2 separate regions of the Mus musculus genome follow, and region 1 is linked to region 2. Evidence: chromatin loops called from intact Hi-C (ENCODE). Cell type or tissue: heart. All regions are shown on one strand. Each heading gives the region's core, and the rest is flanking DNA. Links, peaks and the distances in the headings are about the cores only.

Region 1 (5,330 bases), core at 698-4,697, 89 kb before region 2:
TTATTATGAACCAACTAGCCAGGTTTGTATGGAGGGAACAGAAACAGAGTTTGTTCAGGTAGCTAGGGAAGTAGACCCTGGCTCCTGGAAGTTTCTTTTCAGGGCACACAGGTTTTTACATGCACAGATGGCTGCCTTGTATCTGGGCTCAGGGGCTTGCCTGAGAGATTGCCACACAGTCGGCACGCGCTGCACAACCTTGTCGGGAGAGAGTGTTTATGAGCCTCCCGGTTAATGATTCCCATTTATGGAACATGTGCGCGGCAGCCGAAGGAGGCTGGCTAGGACAGGACATCAGCAAGGCCTCGGCCTCACAGCCTGGCTGCACGCACAGGCTCAACAAGGCAGCTGCCGGGGCTGTTCTGTTATAAGCCGAGGGGATCCGAGGCTCCCCAGAAATCTGGCCTTTTCGGCTCCATCAACATGTTAGCGAAGAAGGTCCTGCGAGAGAGGCTGGGGCCAGACTGACTGAAGCAGGGCAGTAATAAAAACGGCTGCTGTTATGAGGGGGAAAGTTAATATTTCCAGGGTGTTCACTCCATGTGGGGCTTGTTGAAAGCTTGTGCATGTTTTCCCTTTTATTTAATCCTTACAACATGCCTGGTACAGTCCAGATAGGAATTTTGTCTGCTCAGTTAAGCTCCATGGCCCGAAAGAAGAAACACTCAGAATGACCTAGTGTCCTTTCCAGGGCCATAGACTTATACAATGGAAATATTCTCCTATATATTAATATTTATATATGTACATATGTATGCATTGTTTAAAATAAAGGTTTTCACTATGACATCTTCATGCATGCATATCATGTATTCTGCTCATATTTCCCCCCACCCCCTCACTCCCACCCCCTTATCTCCTCCTCCTGCTGCTGGCCGCCTTCCACGGAGCTGAAATTAAATCCCAGTGTAACGGTAGAGCCAGCCTGGGAGGTGTGGAAAAGTGAATTCTGGAAGTTCATTCATTCACATCCTTTTATACCACAATTGACATGACAGCTAAAAAAAAAAGATACATTTGAGGACTTAGAGCAAGCTAGATTAAGTTCCAGTTTTGCTTTCTTGGGTCTGGGAGATGGCTCAGTGGCTCAGAGTGCTTGCTGTCAAAGCTGGAAAATCTGAGTTCAAATCGCCAGCACCCACTCAAAGGCTGAGCTTGACTGTGCCTGCCTGTAACTGCAGTGGGTGGAGACAGGGGGATGCTGTGAGCTCTGCAGCCAGCCAGACACCCTGTCTCAACAAATAAGATGGAGAGCCATAGAGGGTGGTTCCTGCACTCTCTTCTGACCTCTGCGTTACACGTCTGTATGTTACACAGACACGCATACCCTCACATACGCATGCATATACACCATACCATACCACCCATGCCTCCTGTCCACCAGTTACCTTGATTTCCTTACTAAAAGTAAGGAGAGTAGCAACCTCCAAAGCCAGAATCGTGAAGCCAGAAGTGGTTCAGAGCCCAGCACAGACTAAATCCCTAGTAATTATTCCACAATTTGACCACACCCAGGTCAGGGGAAACATGGAGCTTGGTGTGGACACCCCGGCTCATGCTGGAGTTCTGTGGCCACCACCTTCTCAAACACTCATTCATCCATTGAATGGGACAAAGGGGACAATAGTGATGGCCGTATCAGGGACCACTCACAGCAGGGCGAGGAGCAAGGAAGCAATGTATGCAAAGCACATTCTGCATCGCTGAAAGAAAGACTGTGGAAAGACTCTTGGTTGTCTTTGGAAACCCCCATATGGTCCTCTCCCTTTGGAGCACAGGCTTACACACTGCACGTTGTCATTAGGCACAGAGAAAGAAACAGCAGAAACCCAACCTTCAAAGGTCTTTGGTGCTCTAGGGGGAAGATGGGACCAACACAAATAAAGCATTCATTAAAAAACAAAAATGACATGTCATATACACACATACTGTAGATAATCACTAACAGCCGCGTGGAGACATGAGCAAGGCTGTGGGACTATGCCAGAGTGCCTGGGACGACATCTGAGAAGTTTCTGGAAAGAAGGGGAATTTCGGAAGGATGGAGGTCAGTCCCTCTAGAGGGGAGCTACATTTCATTCTCTGCCAGTCTTACCTGTCCTTTTCCCTAGAACATAGTAGGTGCCTTATGTTGGCTCCCTGAATGAGAACAGGAAATGGCACGAGGGAACTCCAGGGAGGGTGTGGACAAACAGTGGGCTGGTGACTCAGAGGGGAGCTGAGCGCTCCGTGGAGTTTATTTTTCTTTCGTGTTCTCTGCCAGAGGCTGGCCCATGATAGACCCAGAGGGCCAGTTTTCCTTTGGAGAGAAGGAGTCGGGAAGGCGAATTCTATTTATGTAGTCTGGTTACATCTCACTTTTGTATATTTCTTAAGTACACAAATCCTTCCTAATACCAGGATCTCAATATGAAGGAAAAAAAATCCCCCCTCCCGCCCAGTGGACAGAGACAGTCTTGTTGTGCCTGCTTAGGGACAGTTATGTGGCATCGTGATGCATCTTCTTGGTTGAGCTGAAGGTGGCTCTGCAGAGTCTCCTTTCCTGGGTGTTCGGCCAGACAGGAGAGTAGAGCTAGGAGAGAAGTCTGCCTGAGGTTTGGAGGACAAGCCTGGCCAGCAGGCTTCCACGGCTGCTAGAGAGCAGTGGCCAGCCTTGTGCGTTCACTGTGCCTGGGTTCACTTTCACTGTCCACAAGGTCTTGCATACAGATCTCATGACAGCTTTGGAGGAGTGGAGGCACTGACTCGACTCCTGTCCATCCTCACATCCTCACAGGCTCCAAGTTCTCTTTTACATCTGCCTTTGCTTTCCAGCTTCCCAGCCCCTGACCTTCATGATGCTCTGGCAGCCCTTTAGAGGTGCTTAGCGAGTCACTGGATGCAGAGAGTCAGTTTCTATTGAAAACCACTGAATCACACTCATCTTCAGGACCCTTGGATGGTGATTATTCAGCCTCTGAAAGACTCCTGCCTGGTACCAGTGCAGTGTCTCCAGTCTGAGAATGGATCCTAGTGCTATGTGCCAAAGAGAGTGCTCCCAATCCACTCAATGGTGATTGATTTGGGGACAAGTTTGTGACCTGGAACACCAGTGGCAGCTCCAGGGAAATCTTTCTTTGATCGGACACCTGGATGCAGAGACAGGTGGCCATCAGCTGAGTGTGATGGCCCAAACCTAGAATCTTAGTCCGAATCAGAAGATGGAGCAGGAGAAGCAGGAATGTAAGTCCGTCTTGTATTACATTAGGGTATCTTTTAAAAAAGAAAAAAGAATATGAGAGGTATAAGGGGCAGGAAGGCTGTATGTTACTAAATCTGGATATTGGCATCATATCTGGACAGGTTTAAACATGCTAGGCCCAGAGAGTTGCACTATTAGGAGGTATGGCCTTGTTGGAGGAAGCATGACACCTTGGGGGTGGGCTTTGAGGCCCTCCTCCTAGCTGCCTGGAAGCCAGTCTTCTCCAGGCTGCCTTTGGATCAAGATGTAGAACTCTCAGCTTCTTCAGCACCATGTCTGCCTGTAAGCTTCCATGCTTCCCACCGTGATGATAATGGACTGAACCTCTGAACCTGTAAGGCAGCCCCAGTTAATTGTCCTTTATAGAGTTGCCTAGGTCATGGTGTCTGTTCACAGCAGCAGTAACCCTAACTAAGAGACAAGACAAGGACCAGGATAGAGGGAGGAGATGAGAAGAGCATGAGCCCCCATCATACGGTCAAACTTTCTAGAAATTGCTACCTTGTAGTTCCACTTACGGGAGAAGATATATTTTCCCACTGTTTAAGATGGCTTCTTTCTCCCCATCTTCTCATTTAAAAAGTTAACTTTTAAAGTTTGTGCACATGTGTGTATCTGTCACAACTGTGTAGGCCTTTAGAGGCCAGAGGAGAGCATTAGATTCCCTGAAGCTGGAGTTAGAGGCTATTGTGAGCTGCCCAGTGGAGGTGCTGGGGTCTGACTTGAGGCCTGTGAAGAGTGGCAAGCACTTTAACTACTGAGCCAGCTCCCTAGCCCCTTCTTCTTTTAAATCTACTTTCTCTTTCTCCCTCTCTCCCTTCCCCCCCCCCCTTCTTTCTGTATGTATGTGATATGTTGAGGGACATTCCCATGGCCACCGGAGGACAACTTTGTGGAGGTGAATCTCCTCTTCCACCTTTGCCTGGGTTGTGGGATAGAAATCAGTTTATCAGGCTTTTGCTGGACTCACCTTTATCCATAGAGCCATCTCTCCCACCCCGGCTTCCTACTTGAAGCCAGAAGCATCTCCATCAAATTTTTTTAATCCCAGCACTCAGGAGGTAGAGGCAAATAAATCTCTGTGAGTTTGAGGCTAGCCTGGTTCAGGACAGCCAGGATTACATAATGAAAGCCTGTCATACACACAACACACACACACGCACGCACACGCGCGCACACACACACACCATATACATACACATAGGCTAGAAGGGCCCCTCTCCACTGGCTTTACCTGTCTCTCGTCTCTAGCTTGGCTTCTGCTCTGTGCGGAAATATATTTAAAATATTTAAGGAAACGCTTATAATTTAGTGTGTGTGTGTGTGTTTGTGCATGCACATACGTGCTACAGTGTGTATGTGGCAGTCAGAGGACAACTTGCAGGCATCGAGTCTCTCCTTCTACTGTGTGGGTCCTGAGGGTTAAACTCAAGTCATCAGACTTGGCAGCAAGCCTCTTTGCCTGCTGAGCCTTCTCACTGGCCCTTCTTTTTCTGTCTCATGCCAGCGGGCTCCTGTTTGGTTTTGCCAAGAAGAAACACCGATAAAAACTGGGAAGACCTCCTTTTGTCTTCCAGTGTGTAGCAGATCGTCTCCACCAGGAGCCCACAGCCTCATAGGTATCTCTTCCCAACTCCTGTCAGTCTCCTCTAGTCTCTTTACCGAGTCACAGGAGAACACCAGCCACGCACCCTCAGGAACAGTGGGCTAGCTGCTCGGGTTCCTTCATCTACTGAGCTCTTGGTGACATCAGAACAACCCCTAGACCACCATCTTGGGAATATGGATACTAGATTCTTGCCACCTGCTTGCAGGACCCTCCGAATGCAAGCTCTGTGGTTTCTTTCAGACCAGCACTAGCAATCCATGAGACCCTCGTCCAAGGTTCCAAGTTCTGATAATCAGCCGCTCCACAGTTAACTCCGTTACCTGTGAATTACCTGTCTCAGGGGTGCCCCAGCTCCCTTATTTTGATGGCTCCATGTAGGCTATGGGCTGAATACTGTAGATGTGTGTCCTCTAAAAGTTCTGATGTTGGAAGCTTGGTCACCACTGTGTGAAGTTAAAATGGAACCTTTCAGGTGGTGAG
Region 2 (5,330 bases), core at 703-4,702:
TTTTTAAATGAAAACGCCATATACAAACCAATCGCGAAGCCTTTGAGAATTAACTGCGTAGGATAAAGAGCACTCTTTGCTCTAGACAGTGAGTATACACAGGAGGCTGTAACTAGACCGGGGTGGGATGCTTAGTAACTAAGACTGAAAGGCAGCAAGGGTCTGGAACCCAGATCTCAAGGCTCCTCCTACCCTCTGCATTCATGATCCCATGCGCAAAACTTTCAAACATGGATGGAACCAAACATCTTGCCAGGTGGCGGCTTGTGATATATACAAACAGCCCCTGCCTTACACAGGGAAATGACAGAGAACCCATACGTGCAAACAGCTGCCACCATCCGCCGACCCCCACTACCCTGCAGCTGTTGTGAGCTGTGTGGAGAGAAAAAAAAAAAAAAAAGGAAAGGAAAGAAAGGGAGGGTGGGGGGAATCTTGGACCACTTGCAGATTCATAAAGTCAAGGCAGAGAAAGAGAGGAAGCTGTGGACACGGGAATTAAAGAAGGGAACGGACTCCCGGGATCCATCTTCAGCCGCGGGTGACTGGGCAGCATCCTTACTTAGCTCTGAAAGTCGCATCCTAGGGCAGACCACTCTCCCTCTCCCATCCACACAACCAGACACTCACATCAGGTCGCATACTGGCTTCACAGCAGTTTGAGAAGAAGGAAGGAAGGAATCGATCATAATTTCAAATCTCTTGAAATGTTACTCTCCTTTATGATATTTAGAAATGTATACTTTGTGGTTTGTACTGAATTAAAAAAAAAAAAAAAGAATCCATAAAGGAAAAGTCCTTCACACTCTGACTGATACAGGGTGTATTACCAGAGTCACAAAAGTATTATACATATTTTTTCTTTATAATGATTCCTATTTTACAGATGAGGCTCAAAGAAGTCACATGACTAGACCTTGTAAATTAGAGGTAGAATCAGGACCCAAATCCAGGTCTGTCTTTAAATCTCACAGCCTTACCAACTATTCTGAAGACTCCTACCCACCTGGCATAGGTGATTGGGTGCAGCTGAAGGGATAGTTGGCAATCATTAACAAAGTAGCAAGAAGCACTCCCAACAGACCGCTTCCCTCCTAAAAGTTAGTAAACTGTGCTCAGCTGTTCTGGGGAAGCAATACTTCTGTGTAGAGAACAGGAAAAATTCCGGACTGCAGATCTATAGTAGAATTTCAGCATGAAGCATGGAGACAGCCATGTTCGCGGGTGGGAGGTGTGGGGGATGGGACACAGAGCAGGGAAATCTGGAAGGAACCAGCACTGAACTCTGTCCCAGGTAAAATTCCATCTAAATTTAACCACACTCCCTGCGTAGGGACTGGAAGAAAAATTTCTGTTGCCCCACCCACTGCTGGCAGCCCATGCCTCCAGATAGCTTATTAGCAGCCTTAGTAGGCTAGGGATGGGTTCCACGCATGTTTGTGAGTTCCAACATGTAGTCATGTGAGAAGCATAACCCTTCCCCTCCAGTCTGCAATGAATTTCATCAGAGAAATAAGCTTCAGGGACCCCACTTGCGGTCCAACACGTATATGTTCTCTGGGCTTCTTTAGGTGGGCACCGTCTTGGCGGTTGGGAATATCAAAATCAAAAAGGTGGAGACCTGCCAGGAAGAGAGGCAGCAATCAGTAGACAGCGTGGTGGGTGAGTGTGGGACACTCAGCAACGCAGCTTGGGAAGCCCTGGCGGTGGACGGGTGGGGACTGGAAAACAGCTTAGAAATGAACTCTGGGACTCCAGCGCTTGACATGTTGGGAACTGCGTTGTGGTAGAAGTCTGGGGAAAGACCAGCTTACCATTCAATACTAAATGAACTCATTTTTCAGCAGAAGATTGTTAGCTTTGTTTTCTTTCCTGGCAAGCAGACTCTCCATCTATACCTGCGGTCGCTTTTGTGTCCTCCCCACCCCCACCCCGGAAGGTTTAGTGAGAGCTGGTTGCAAGGACTCTGAATTCCTAAGGCTGGGGGGTGAGAGTCTGGTTGTCTCTATAGTCTTATCTTACAGCTCTCCTAGGAGGACAGAGAGCTCATGAGTCCAAAGTCTGTAGTCTCGCAGGACATGGGGGAACCTTTCAAATGTAGCCACTGGTATCTGCATAATAAGCCGGGAAGCTCTGGCCTCAGGGAACTCCGGGCAAAAGAGATGTGTGCTGACCTGCAGCTTCCAGGAACACACCGAGGAGTGTTTTCCACGCTTGGGTCACACAAATGCATTGTGTTGTGTCTTCATCTATACAGGGGCATCAGATGCGAGATTTTATAGCTACTGTTGTTAAAATGAGACTTTGGAAAGTAAACTCCTAAGTACACACTAGCCCACTGGGAAACCGGTGCGGGGGTGGGAGGTAGGGGCTGGGGGGGTGGGGGGGTGGGGGGGTAATGTTTTCTTAGGGCAATGAAAGTCCAAGTTTTCATCTCCAACTCAAGGTAAAGACAGCATTTCCTGAGGCCCAAAGTAAAAGCAAAAGCCATCCGACTCACAGGGAACAATGCCTTCTACAGACCCATGTTTTCTTGGCCCGGTTTTCAGTCCTGGTTGGAAAAAAAAAAAAAAAAAAAAAAAATTCCCTGAGGCCGATGACAGCTGAGCTCTCTGCCTGGAATTCACAAGTGGAGAAGGGAAAAATTACACCCTGAGGCTTGGAGGGCGCCTGCCTGGGCAGCCTTCATTCACACAAAGGCTGGATGGTGGTGGGCCTGCCACCTGTCCACCTCCAGGCTGGAATCGAGCCTAGGAACTTAAGTGAGAGAGGGGATGTGAGTTCAGGGAGACTGCAAGCCACTGAGAGGAGACACAGGAGACCAGAAAGAGGGCTCTGTGTCAGCTCGTACCCCTGCGCCTGTTCCCCTCACCCCACAGAAAGGTCTCTAGGTGACCTTTGCCCCCACCCCATTCCCCCCCCTCCTCCCCCTCCCTTCAAAAATAACCTTTAGGAAAGTCCCCATGTCTAATAAAACTGTTGACCTTTGGGTCTGGTCAAATAGTCATGCCTTGAAGGGGGTTCCCTGGGGTTAGTGTCACTATCTGAGTTCCTCTTAACCAGCCTACCTTCGCTGGCAGGTTTACATAGAGCTAGCCTAGTGTATTAGATGCACCACAGGACACCGTTTGCTAAGGTCTTCAAGGATGTCCATTAAGCAGAAGCTTAGCTGCCAATCCTCCCCTCTCACTTCCTGGGCAAGCGTTCTACCCCCAACAGAGCAACCTCAGTCCCTCCATCCTGAACAAGACTATGACTTCCTCTGGCCTGGAAGGGAAAGTGTTAGGACCACCCCCCACCCCCACCCCTGCCCAGGTGCAGAAAATATGGCAGGCATCACTGTCTCCTTCTCTTCAGCTTCAAGAACAGGTTTGTCTGATCAAATGCAGACCCCCAGTTAAACAGAATGACCCAGGGGTAACTTCCCCAATAGCCTATGTATTCTCTGGGATATACTTACATATAGTATAATCATACCTGAAGTATTACATGGGATATACTTTTAATTTCTTCAGATTTATTTATTTATTTTATGTATGTGAATATACTGTCACTGTCTTCCTACACACCAGAAGAGGGTATCGGATCCCATTACAGATGGTTGTGAGCCACCATGTGGTTGCTGGGATTTGAACTCAGGACTTCTGGAAGAGCACTCTTAACCGATGAGCCATCTCTCCAGACCTGGAATATACTTTTTAAAAATGTCATTTCTAGGGCACTACAGTGCCCCTGGGCTTGTATGTTTTATATTTTAGAAATTCAAAAACCATATTTAAGAATAATCTCACACCACTGGCATTCCGGCTTTAAAGGTGGGAAAATGGAATGTGAGGTTTTCCATGCTTCTGGAAACACTGTGATTTGGGGGGTGGGGGTGGGGTAGCAAGGAAGAACTGAGACATTTCTTGGGAAGCCTTGACTTCAAGAACAGCGCTGACTGGACAAAACTAAGGTGTCCTTCCTCTAAGACAGTGATTCTCAACTTTCCTAATGCTTCGACCTTTTAATCCAGTCCCTTATGTGATCCCCCAGCCATGAAAACGTTTTTGTTGCTACTTCATAACTGTAATTTTGCCACTGTTATGAACCATAATGTAAATATCCATGCTTTCCGACCAGTCTTAGTTGACCCCTGTGAAAGAGTCATTTGACCCCCAAAGGGGGTCACAACCCACTGGGCTGAGAACCACTGGTCTAAGGAGTCTAGGAAGTTCCTTTACACCATGCCTGTAAGTAATGCTGATAATAAATGCGTGAGTTCTCACTGCGCTTGGTTAGCTGGCAAGCTGCTCCCACAAAGACTCAAGCACCTTCCACACCACACTGTGGGACGCGGAGGGAGCACTTCACCCCTGTGGAACGGCAGAGGCAGATGAGGTCACGGCACACAGCTCCAAGAGCAGCTTCGAATCGTATTACATTCATCTAACACATGGAGGAAACCCAGAAGGACGGAAGGGGTTGGCTGGCCAGAGAAACCAGACAGGCCTCTCTTGGCTGGCTAGCCTTCCAAGCTTAGCCTGTGCAGCCCTGTCGCCTCGCTTGAACCAGGCTACCTTGCCAGGCCTTACAGATAACATGCTACATGTCCACCAGTGGTGTTTCAGGGGAGTAGGGGCCTTAGGAAGATAGGAGAGAAGGGACATCCTGTGAGAGCCTCTCAGGGGAGCATGAATGACCTGGCAGAGGCAAAGCTACTCCTTACTTTGCTTTTCTTCTCAGCCTGAGGAGAAGTCTGAGTTTGCACACAGAAGACTGGATGGAGTGTAGACAGCTTACTAACATCCAGGAACCTCTAGGCCCTGAGGAGAAAACTGCTATAGCTCTGGGCACCAGAGAAGGTCTTATTCTCCCTCCCTCCCCGCTCCTGTCCCCACCATCCGGACAAGAGAGTGCACCTTTCATGCCAGCCCCCTCCTCTCAGTCAGAGCCAGGGAAAGACAGAGAGTGGCGAGCAAGATGATTTCTAAAGAACATGTCAACTGAGAAAGTCGACCACCTTGTGATTATCTTTTCTTTTTTTAACCAAGTGATAAATGCTCTCTATAGGAAGGTTTAAGGATCCTGAAAGGTATAGCTAAAGTGGTGACAACTACCCATAATCCCACCACACAGAGATAGATACTCTCCTAAGAACATACAACGAACTTAATTATTCCCCTGCATCATGAGTGGCTTCCCAGTCTGCTTTTCTAAACCTAACATACCATGACACTTCCCTCACATCGGAAAAGGCGCGTCAAAGACTCCATCGGGGACTCCATCTATGTCCTTGACAGACCTTTTGGTACCTGTTGCTTCTTGTATAGAGGCTAACATAAAATGGT

Evidence for each region. Peaks named below come from ENCODE experiments on the same cell type or tissue, not always from the same donor. Only the 100,000 strongest peaks of a DNase experiment are listed, where the experiment ranks them.
Region 1: it touches region 2 in a loop (2.1-fold over the local background); 1 of 42 quality-filtered maps calls a loop at or near these places.

The regions. Positions count from the first base shown.
Region 1 is chr5:53,379,502-53,384,831 of GRCm38, forward strand. No RefSeq gene overlaps it. Among named protein-coding and RNA genes, the nearest start is that of Gm40303, 120 kb to the left of the region's middle. In heart, for the core only: a CTCF peak has its summit at 2,520; DNase peaks (open chromatin) are centred at 2,200 and 2,580; H3K27ac peaks cover 320 bases; H3K27me3 peaks cover 228 bases.
Region 2 is chr5:53,468,241-53,473,570 of GRCm38, forward strand. No RefSeq gene overlaps it. Among named protein-coding and RNA genes, the nearest start is that of Gm40304, 76 kb to the right of the region's middle. In heart, for the core only: a CTCF peak has its summit at 2,648; DNase peaks (open chromatin) are centred at 1,311, 2,181, 2,711, 4,441 and 1 weaker place; H3K4me3 peaks cover 1,421 bases; H3K27ac peaks cover 1,928 bases.